2 separate regions of the Mus musculus genome follow, and region 2 is linked to region 1. Evidence: chromatin loops called from intact Hi-C (ENCODE). Cell type or tissue: heart. All regions are shown on one strand. Links, peaks and the distances in the headings refer to the core of each region. The heading gives the core; the rest is flanking DNA.

Region 1 (5,390 bases), core at 223-5,222:
ATATATAATATAAAATAATAATAGTGATAATTGTAGAGCGGAGCGCTGGCTCAGTAGTGAAGAGCACTTTCAGGGGATATGAGTTCAGTTTCCAAGTACTTACACCGAATGATTCACAACTGCCTGTAATTTCAGCTCCAGAGAATCTGACACCCTCTTCTGGACTCTACTGATGCACTCACACACACACATAAATAATAAAAATAATAAACTTTTTAAACAAAATTATTTTATTTGCATGTAATCATGTTAGACTCACATTGAAGTATATTAATAATGGCATTAAATAAACTTACTGTATCGAGTCTATCATCAACACCAACAGCTATAACTCATAACAGTAAAATCTTGGGGTCCTTTATAGTTTCTTCAATGAAGGGAGGCTCTGGTATCAAAACGTTTTGAGATTTTTGATGAAGGTGGGAGGGGAGGGCTATGTGTCTAAGCATGTCTTATGAAGTTGGTGTTTGTTAACAGACAGGATTCGATGGATACACATAACTGACAAGGAAGCCTATGGCTGGCTTCTACACTTGTATTTCGCTGCTTGACCGTATCTGTTCCAAAAAGAAACAAGATTCAAACTGCTCTCTGGCAGCCATTTGCCCTAGGTTTTCTGGGACAAACTTCACATCCAATCTGTTTCTAATTCTTTCCCCCATCGACCACAAAAATGTTCCCTATATGTCAACATTTTTGTGTCCAAATACGTCTCCCGATCCGAGTGGCACACACAAAAACATCTTAAACTGTCTCCCTGTTGCGGTGCCTGTAATTATTCTCCAAGTGTTTCAGCATGGCTCCTGTGACCGACACACGTGATGGTTAGGGTTAATCTTCACCTCTCTCAGGAAAGGCATGTTCTTCAGCTGAGCCTGGCCCTAGAGGGCTCCCTTAGCATTGAGAGCCCTCCACCCTGTTTGCTATGCACAGTTAATAAAAAAATCTGTATTCTTCTTTATCTCAGAAAAACATTGGATGTTTTCTTTTCTTTCCTTTTCATTTTTTTCTTTCATTTATTTAAATTTTTTGGCATTTATATGTGTGTGCATATCACTAGTGCCACAGCATGTGTGTGTGAAGGTCACAGGAGCAAGGTTCTCTTTTTCTCCCACACGGGTTGCCAGGGTTCGAACTCGTATCATAAGGCTTGGCTACAGGCACTTTTACCTACTACGCCATATTGCAGGCCCACCATGCAGGTTTTCTTAATCAGCAAGATAGATAAATACATGAAATACTGATAGGAAAATATAGGTTGGTTGCAAAGACTGCCCAGCCGCTCTGCTCGTATTGGATGAGGCCTTTGAACTGACGAAAGCCATGTCCCCAAGGTCGTTAGAAAGGATCCCCAGCTTAGGCTTTTGAGTCTAAAGGATGACCAAGCTGCTTGAATAATCCCTTTCCCCTTTAAATGAACATTTCATGCCCAGAGCAGTGAGGTGGGGGTCCTTTTCTGGATCATGGAATAGACTGGAAAACGGAATACAGCACGCATGTCTGTAACAAAAGGGGGCCAGGAAAGCAGAGGCCCTTCTGCAAGCCTCAAACAGAAACTGCATCAGGAAGCAGTTCGCCAACACAGGTGCCTACGCCCCTATTTCACGTCTCACCTAAGGCCAGGGCGTCTGTGAGAGCCTCGAAGCCAGGCCCGATATGCATTTGTTTCTGCTTAGGCAGTGTCGATGCTAAATTAGCATTTGGCTTTTGTGACTCCAGGTTAAAATGGGTTCCGGTCTGGGGAACACACGGTTCTGGTTTAGATTTCCCATTTGCACACAACTTCCCTAACCTTTAAGTTCCCTCACGATGTTTGCACAAATTAGGCACCAATTCCAAACCCTGGTGACTCAAATATCTCGTGGCTGGAGAGTTAAAGGAAAGGTAAACACATACAAACCAAACAGGCAACAGCTAGTTATAAGAAGGAAAAGCCCACTCCAAGAAAGTGGTGGATTGAGAGTCGGTGGCTGTCTGTTTGACTATCACCTTAACACCAGGTTCCAGTCCTTGTGGCTGCTCCAGTCCTGGCCTCCAGCCTATCACACTGAAGAGTTCACTACAAGGGCCGGCCAGCCTGGAGAAGCCAAGCCCAAGAGAAAACAGCTAAAGCGCAGAAACACATGCAGGCCTCATGCAACTTGTGTGCACGTCACTGCTTTGAAGCAAGACAGAAGATAACATTAGCCAAAGATAATTTCTCCTACCCCTGGCATCAGAACCGGACACCACGTGTGTTGTTTTTAAAACAAATTCACTGGCAAACGTGCTTGTAGCTCTCTTGAGTAAAAAAAAAAAAAAAACTAAGGAATACCTGCCTCGCCCCTGCTTCCTGCTAGGCGGCCATGTTTGCCTGTTTACAGCTCTCTGTGCTTCATTGGGCAAGCATCTTATATTACAATTCCCAAAGCTATAGTTTTGAAGAGTACTCATAAAAATAAGTATTTCCCCCTCAAACATTCCTGACATTCCATCCCCGCTCCAGCTTGGAGCGTTTGAAATGTTTCAATATTACGACTGGGATACGAGTTCCCGGTGGTGAAGGGGGATTACAGCAAGAGGAAAACAACCCTGCACAGTGAGTTACTGACATTCTAGACTGAGGAACTTCCAGGAAACTGTACAGACAATGTTGAGTCACGCCATCTGTAAGCGACTGTTACTGGATGTATGAACTGTATTCTGCATGTGTGACTCAATTTGAAATTTGAAATGCACACACATGCGCACACACACACACACACACACACACACTGCTTATGAGACAGTTTTAAAACTTCTGATGGAGGCCAAAGGAAAGGCTATGTATATGAGCATGTATTAATATGTTGGTGTTCGTTAGTAGACAGGGTTTAATACATATACATACGTATCTGATGGGGGCAAAGCATAAGGCTAGGTTCTGAGTTTGTATCTCTTATCATCATGTATTTTTAATGAACATACAATCTGCAGGTCTGCTGGAGTTTTGCTAGGCTCACTCACAGTGGTTTCCTAAGCTGAACTATTTGGAGTAAGGAAAAACAAAACTAAACAAAACAAAAACAAACAACACAACAGAGCCCAAACCGAGTACTCTTACGTATAACTAACGGAGAGGTGGAACATCTTGATTGGCACCCAGCCAACGTCTGCCCTGAGAATGCAGAAGGTAGTGGAGCTAGGGTGGGCGAGGCAGCCTCAATACTCTTCACTTCCAATCCAAGGTGAAGGCTCCAGCAGCCTGCGGCTGTGGGGAGACCTTTTCCATTCTCAGAGAGCCTGACATTTGCCTGTTATTTGTACAAACGGGATGGTTTACTCATGGTTCTTAGTTCCCCTCTTCTGATAATCCTTCGTGGATAGAAGGTGGGGGCCGGTGACAGAGGCATGAGCAAAGGAAAGAGAGTGCGAAGTCCAAGACAAACAGCTAACACAAAACAGCTAACATGCACAGCGACTCTTCCCCAGGACAGCCCGGCTTGGTTCTCAGCACTCAAGTAGGCGGCTGCACACATGCCTCTCCTCCATGATTCTCTGGCTGGTCAGAAAACCCTCTTCCTTTCCCTCCATCGCTGCCAGGAGAATCTTCAACTTCATCTTGAAGGTGAAGCAACAACACATTGGAATGTTAAAAATAATGCTCCATTATACAGTTATCTTTAGAGCGCTGTGGGACAGATCTGAACCAGACTTCAGTGCGACCTCACACTCTAGTGTGACCTCTGCCCTGGAAGCAGTAACTCCAGGGGCTGCCTTGAGAGTTCTAGCAATAGTCAAGGGACTCCCTGAGGTCAGCAAGGGACAGAATGACATGACCAGGGACCTCATTCCAGACTGTGCTCAATGCTTGTCTGTCTTCCCATCATCCTTTGAGAAGCTCACCCAGACTGACATTGCTGATCACACAGAGAAGGGAGCCAGGGAGAGCCAGGACAACATTGATCAAAACAAGACAGCAAGCAAAGCCTGCAAACTTTCCACTCCAGGAGGGGCGAACTTTTCTCCAACTTCTGCTCTGCTCTAAAAACACACACACACAGAAGCACACAGACATATGCACAGATATACAAACATGCACACATGCTTAGACACATAGACACATATACACACATATACACACATAGAACATATTCACAAACATACATACACACATATAGAGGCTACACACAAACATAAGTATACACATGTATATGCAAACATATGAATAAACATATTCATATATGCAAACACCTGCATATATATATATATATGCATGCATATACACACAAATACATATGTGTGCAGATATTCATATATACATAATATACATGCAGACATGTAAACACATACAAACTCACATGCATACACACATAGACAGATATATATATATATACATACATATAAACACAAATACACACATACACACTACCATAAACACATTCATAATCATACACAAATACAAACACACATATATATTCACACATATACATTTACACATATGCATATATGCACATAAACACATATACATATATAGGCACACACATATATACATGCATGCATACATACACAGACACACACCAGCATCTAGTCCACATAAACTCTGAGTGCCCTATAAGCACAGTCCTTTCCACTTCTGCACTGAGAGCCCTCTCTGCCTGGTGGTCAGGAAGTTGGCATGGGAAGGTATAGCCACCTCCTCTTGCCTTTCACTCTCCAGGGACAGCTGGCCAAGGGGTACTCTAGACACAAAGAACTTCACAATGGTATGAGAAGTAACTGTCAACCAAAAGTATTTAAATCCCAATTTTAAGTGGCTGGCAGCTAGCTGTCTAGAATCTTACCTGGCTATGCCACTGTCCGAATTTGACCGTGAGGTCAAAAGACACAGCAAGTGAACACTAATACAAGAGCCACATAAACAAGTCAGATACATACATGTGTACACACACATACGCGCACATATGCACTCATATGCAGACACACTTGTGGACACATATGCACACTCTTATGCATGTGTACAAACACACACACACAATTTTCACAAGATTACAAATCACTGTCATTTCCCATGTAATTCTTAAAGAGTGAATTGTTTCACAGAGATGAAATAATCTTTGGGGCTAATATAGAGAGTTGATTATTGAGATACATATAGTTACATACACATCCAAACCTAAGCTTTGGAGACTGGGCTCTCATAAAAACTGTGCCCTTACACCCTTGACCAAAATGATAAAATTTAAGGTCGGTAAGCATAAAAAGTCTCCTGTGAGCCAGGTGTTTCGGTGGAGGGGAAAAATCCCAGAAAACAAAAGTCCTCCCAAGGTGTCAGAATAGCTTCCTCTGTCCTCCATAAGGCCTGGGAGGTGACACAGTCACGCACACACAACTCTGAAGCTGGAGGCCTGTGGGGTAAATGCAGCAGCTGC
Region 2 (5,390 bases), core at 332-5,331, 73 kb after region 1:
ACTTTGAAGACCTACTTCAGTTTTAGGGGGGGTCAACAAAGGCTATTTAAACCTTTGAGGAGGTGAGAATGGGCTACAGAGGTGAGTGTACATCACTGACAAGGGCCTGGATGCTAGGGATGCCTAATTAGCATGAGGAGAAATACCAGGTGCTACTGGATATGACCTTATAAGGGGAAAGAAAATTTTACCTGGCTAATGTCTATGTGACCTCCCCTGGTGAGGTAAGGGTGTGGGGCACAGGATTACATACACCAGGACACGCGGGCTTGGGAAGGGGGTGAGCAATTCTACTCCTGCCAATCTCAGGATTAGATTTCTGTGTTTGGACCTGCCTCCACACCCCACTCTTGTTTCAGGCCTGCTCCTCCCTGTCCCATCACTCCCTAGCCCCACATATGTGGGTGGGTGTGCGAACACCATCACCTGATAATTGGCATTTACTAAGTACTCAACAAATTCTAAGATCTGGAGATGTAACTCAATGGTACAACATCTGTCCAGCATGGATAAGGCCCTGGATTTGCTCCTTGGAAGAAAGATAAATGGGTGGATGGGGAGAAGGAGAGAGGGAGAGAAAGAGAGAAGGGGAAGCAGAGAAAGAAAAGGAAGGAGGAAGAAAATGATTTCCCACATCAGTGGTCACAGCACTAGGAAGGTGGAGGCAGGAAGACCGTGGATTCTAGGCCAGCCTACATTTTTCAGTGAGATCCTATCTCATAAAGAAAAAAAAAAAAGCTTTGCTACAATCCCATATGCAATGCCATATGAAGGAGGACAAAAAGACAGGAAAGCTTGGGGCCTTGGATCTGTGTTTTAGTCATGGCTGTCCTAAGAAACTGGGCTATTAGAGATTGTGAGTGTGTGTGATTGTATGTGTGAATTTGTGTGTGTGTGTGTGTGTGTGTGTGTGTGTGTGTGTGTGTAAGGAATTGGCTTATAGAGTCTAGCAAGTCCACCTGGCAGAGAATGACCTCATGCTGGGGACTCAGGTGAAGTAAGGTTACAGGCCGAGGCTGAAGACAAAGCTATCACCAAGCAGCTCATCCCTCTAGACAGGGGTGAGGGGACATGGGTAAAGTCTTTGGGGGTTTTTTTGAGTTTTGGAGTAACTAGGTGAGATGCACCCCATCATACAGAGAATGTTGTACCATTCTCAAAGTTCACCGATTCAATCCTATCATGATGAGAGACATCCAGAATGATAAATATACAAGTGGGTACCAAGACCCAGACAAACTGATATGTACAATATACCACATCAGACCGAGGGTCCTGTGACCATCTCCAACCTATGGTACCATATTAAGGGCAGATATGTTGGACAGGTTTCACTACCTCACCGACAACTGAAATAAATCAGCTTAAAGAGAAAAGGTTTGGGTTTTAATTTATTTTTAAGATTATAATGAAATTACACTTCTCCTTTTTCTTTCCTCCCTCCAAACCCATATGTTCCTCCTCACTCTCAAATCCACGTGTAGAGGAATTTTAATCCAGCAATGGCTGCTCTGACTGAAATACAGACCTTCAGTATACACACTTTTAATCCCAAACATTGTAGGTAAAGTTAGTTGGCAGGAGGAAGCAACTGTGTTTGAAAGTGATGTCTAACTAAGGGGCAGACAAAGTGATGAATCAGAGAAAGATTTGACAGAATGAGTCAGAGATAGGATATGCCCAATTCCCATGAGAAATGACGAGGAGAGTCTATTTAAGAGCAATGCGGGGTGAGAGGGATAGTCAGTTCTGTTCGGTCTGTTGAGTACAGCGCAGTGGAGTTGAGTTCATCCCGGAGTCCATGCAGTTCACTTCAGGTCAACAGAGGCTGTTGAAACCAGAGAGTAAGAAGGAGTCAGAAGATTAGAACACACTGATAGAGTTAGCATGAGGCCAAGCAGCAGAGCAGTTCAGTCAGAAATGGAGAGAAGCCAGTTTGAATCAGTCAGTTTTGAGAGAAGCTTGAGCCAGAACATCTGAGTTGAACCAGCCAACTAGCGTTCAGAAAGAACTAGGAAGGGTGAGCTTATTCAGAAGTGAACCTTTGAGACAATAATTATAGCAGATGAATAAAATTATTTTACATACATGATAGCTTTTTATTGTTATTAGATGCAAGTATATACATGTAATAAACTATATATACGTACATATATATAGTTTATACACACATACACACCCTGCTCAGTTTGTACACTGTTACTTGTAGACATGTTTTCAAGGCTTTGGATCACATTTCCAGGGGTCTCAGCCATAACCGATTAGCCCTCCCATTTATTCCTACAGTGACATAGTACATCGTGGTGTTGTATGTAGCATGTGGCTAAGGCTGAGCCTCCTCCAAGGGTACATCCCTCAGTGACTCAAGGTCTACTCCTAGAATGACCTCTTATAGGCTCCAGCTACCCTTGATAGAGCTGAACTGAGGGCCAAGCTTTTATTACACAGGTCTTTGGGAACCACTTAGGATCTGAGTTCAGTCCCAGCACCCACATCAGCTAGCTCCTACATGCCTGCAACCCCAGATGCAAGAGACCCCATATGTAAACCACACACATATGGCAATACACACACACACATACAGAGAGAGAGAGAGAGAGAGAGAGAGAGAGAGAGAGAGAGAGAGAGAGAGAATAAAATAAACCTTAAAAAAACAAGAGTGCAGTTGATGCCATAAATGGTAAAGAACCAATTAAAATTCAGTGACATGGTCTCAGTAGCACTCAAGGAAGGCAAAGGTGAAGATATTTGCCAGTCCATAGATGGTCTCCATCATTTCTGCTAGAAGATGGACAAATGAAACTGGTGGTGGGGGGGTGTGCACGTGTGCATGCATGTGTGCGTGCATGTGTAGCCACGAGATCTGGGCAACCAGAAGTTGCTATTAGGAATCTCCTTTTTCAGCCCTATATCCAGAGACAATTTCCCACAAGTCAGCCTGCCTGTGTTCTGCAGGAGACATGTGGATCTTTCTCTCCTCTCTCTGCTAGTGTTTGGGAGTTGCAGAATCGCTCTAAAAATAAATGACCGTTTTAAGGGGTGAACAGGAGTTATCTAGGAATGAAGGGGTCAGACCCAGGCTCAGCAAGACAAGGTTGCTTTCACAGCAGAGTCGAGGGCTGAGCAGGGCGTCCTCAGTGGTGTTTTTCATCTCTGGCTGACTTACGCAAGAAGTGCTGGGTTTCAACTTCTCCTGACACTCGCAGCAAAGGGGATGTTGGAAGTGCCGCCCGTTACAAAATCAGAGACAAGATGGAGTTTACAGAGCCTGGGATCCGGACTGGGACATGGCCCAGGAGTCTCTGTTTCTTGTGGATGACACAGTCAGCTCGATGGGTTGTGTTTGTCTGGTTGTGATATGTAAATAATCTCAGTTGTGTATTTACACTTGAAATTTTCACTGATTCCTGTTATTTCAGACCACATAACGCCCACGAGGCTACGGTTTCCTGGAATCCCTCGCTGGAATCCACGAGGAGTCACTGGGTCGGTATGCTATCTTTTGTTGATAATTGAGAACCTTTTGGATACAACACAAGAAGTCGACACCCGCCCCCCCCCCCGACTCCCCCACCACCACAACCCCTGCTGAACTTGGCTTTGTGTTTGAAGAGTTGCAGCAACATTCTGTCTGTATCCAAGCTGGAACTTCTTGGGACTCTGTGACTATGGCTCAGGTCTAGTTCCAAGGGCCTCCATAATATAATTCAAAAACAGAAACAAGATCCTGGCCTGATAAATTATTCATAGATCTGCTTTGGACCTCATATTGCACAAGAGTTATTCAAAAGGCCTTTCTTTCTTATTTAACTACAGTCAAGCTGCTGGGCAAAGATAAAGATTTCCGTGGGAAAGCAAATTAAACGGCCCCGTGCCGTTTATCACATATGCCAATTTTAACTGAGGACCCACCGGGATATTAAATATTTTCCACATCTGATTACAGAAGCGAGAGAGGAAACACAGATGGAGGAGGTGACTGTACTTTGGATGAATTTGTGAGACCAAGGATACAGTTGATATAGATCATATTTTCTTTTCCTAAATGCTTGTGAGTGAGATAGTCTCTAGGAAAAATCTCTCTGGTCTGAGATCAGCCCAGGAAGATGAGAAGGCAGACGTGCCTGGCAGCATTTAAAAACTAAAATACAAGGAGCAAAGTTGATAAATAGGGAATTTTTTTTACAGTTCTAAGATTGGATAAGTTTATTAGGCAAATTTATGTGAAGAAAATATGAAATAGCCCCATGATCAATGCCTAGTGAGGTCAGTGGAGATCACGATGTGCACATTTTGGGTAGCGGTCAGTGGAGGTCACGGTGTGCAGCTTGCACTCTACTGCTAGCATGCTGTGCATTACTGGGTAAACTGCTTGCCCTTTCTGAGCCTTCATTTCTTTCTCTGCAAAATAAAGAGGCCTAGGCAAATCATCTTAATTCCCCTGTTTACCTTAAAAGGTAATTTTCTACTGTTCGCACACTTCCAGATGTCTATGTAATAAATGTTTTGGGGGAAATGAATGGACCTTTCATGGGGTTTGATATGAAAAGCTCTCTGGAAATTGATAACTTGACTTTTGTTTTATTCTTTTTTGTCCCCCTATCCATTCAACAAAAATTGATGTTTAAAGTCCAATGCCTATTATGAACTAGAGACTGCAACGTCCCATAAAAGCTCCCCATATAAGAACTCCATTGACGCTTTGGTGACTTTATAGTCTGATGCCAAACAGAGGCACATACATATATAGATTTATTTAAAAAGTATTAAAAGTAAATGAAAGAAGTATGTGTGGCAAGCTTCGGCAGGAAAGAGAAAGCGCAACCCTGGCCTGAAGGAGGAGATGCTGATGGGCTAACCGAGGAGCTGAGATTGCTTGGTCTACGTAGGAAGCGAGAGGGATACCACATAAAGCATGGAAGTAGAAGTTAGCACAAGATGTAGCACGAGGTGAAGGCGCCTCTGCTCCCGGGTTTCCCTTTGCCCAGCAGCCAATGTTCCAAAGAAGAGCAAGACCCCCACACACCGGAAGCAGCTGGACTTGTGAAGACCTCTGGCTCCAGCCTTGATTCTTACTCCCTGGGCCAGATGTCTGGGGATCTGCGCTCTAAACACAGCATCCAGTGTTCCAGAGGCAGCCTATGGTTGGAGGCAGCCTTCTGTTGTGGCTGAGATGCTCACTGTGGGACAGCCCAGAAGCATGTGTGTGCATGTGCGTGCATATGAGTGCATGCATGTGAGTGTGTGAGTGTGTGAGTGTGTGTGTGTGTGTGTGTGTGTGTGTGTGTGTGTGTGTGTACTAATACAGGGGTACTGGGAAAGAAAATAAAACAGGGTGTTCAGGGCCAAATGGGACTTAACCTCAGCAATAAGGCAGAATATCCCAGATA

The links. Peaks named below come from ENCODE experiments on the same cell type or tissue, not always from the same donor. Only the 100,000 strongest peaks of a DNase experiment are listed, where the experiment ranks them.
Region 2: it touches region 1 in a loop (5-fold over the local background); 1 of 42 quality-filtered maps calls a loop at or near these places.

What each region holds. Positions count from the first base shown.
Region 1 is chr10:71,117,142-71,122,531 of GRCm38, forward strand. The region is part of intron 1 of Bicc1 (BicC family RNA binding protein 1); the gene reads right to left. Among named protein-coding and RNA genes, the nearest start is that of Bicc1, 40 kb to the right of the region's middle. In heart, for the core only: no CTCF peak of the experiment used is centred there; DNase peaks (open chromatin) are centred at 2,180, 2,500, 3,220 and 3,730; H3K27ac peaks cover 246 bases.
Region 2 is chr10:71,189,826-71,195,215 of GRCm38, forward strand. It overlaps Gm34328 (a long non-coding RNA gene), which reads left to right. Exons shown (of 3, transcript XR_380563.3): 2 at 3,420-3,490. Among named protein-coding and RNA genes, the nearest start is that of 1700113B09Rik, 9.2 kb to the right of the region's middle. In heart, for the core only: no CTCF peak of the experiment used is centred there; DNase peaks (open chromatin) are centred at 3,326 and 5,106; H3K4me3 peaks cover 501 bases; H3K27ac peaks cover 1,551 bases.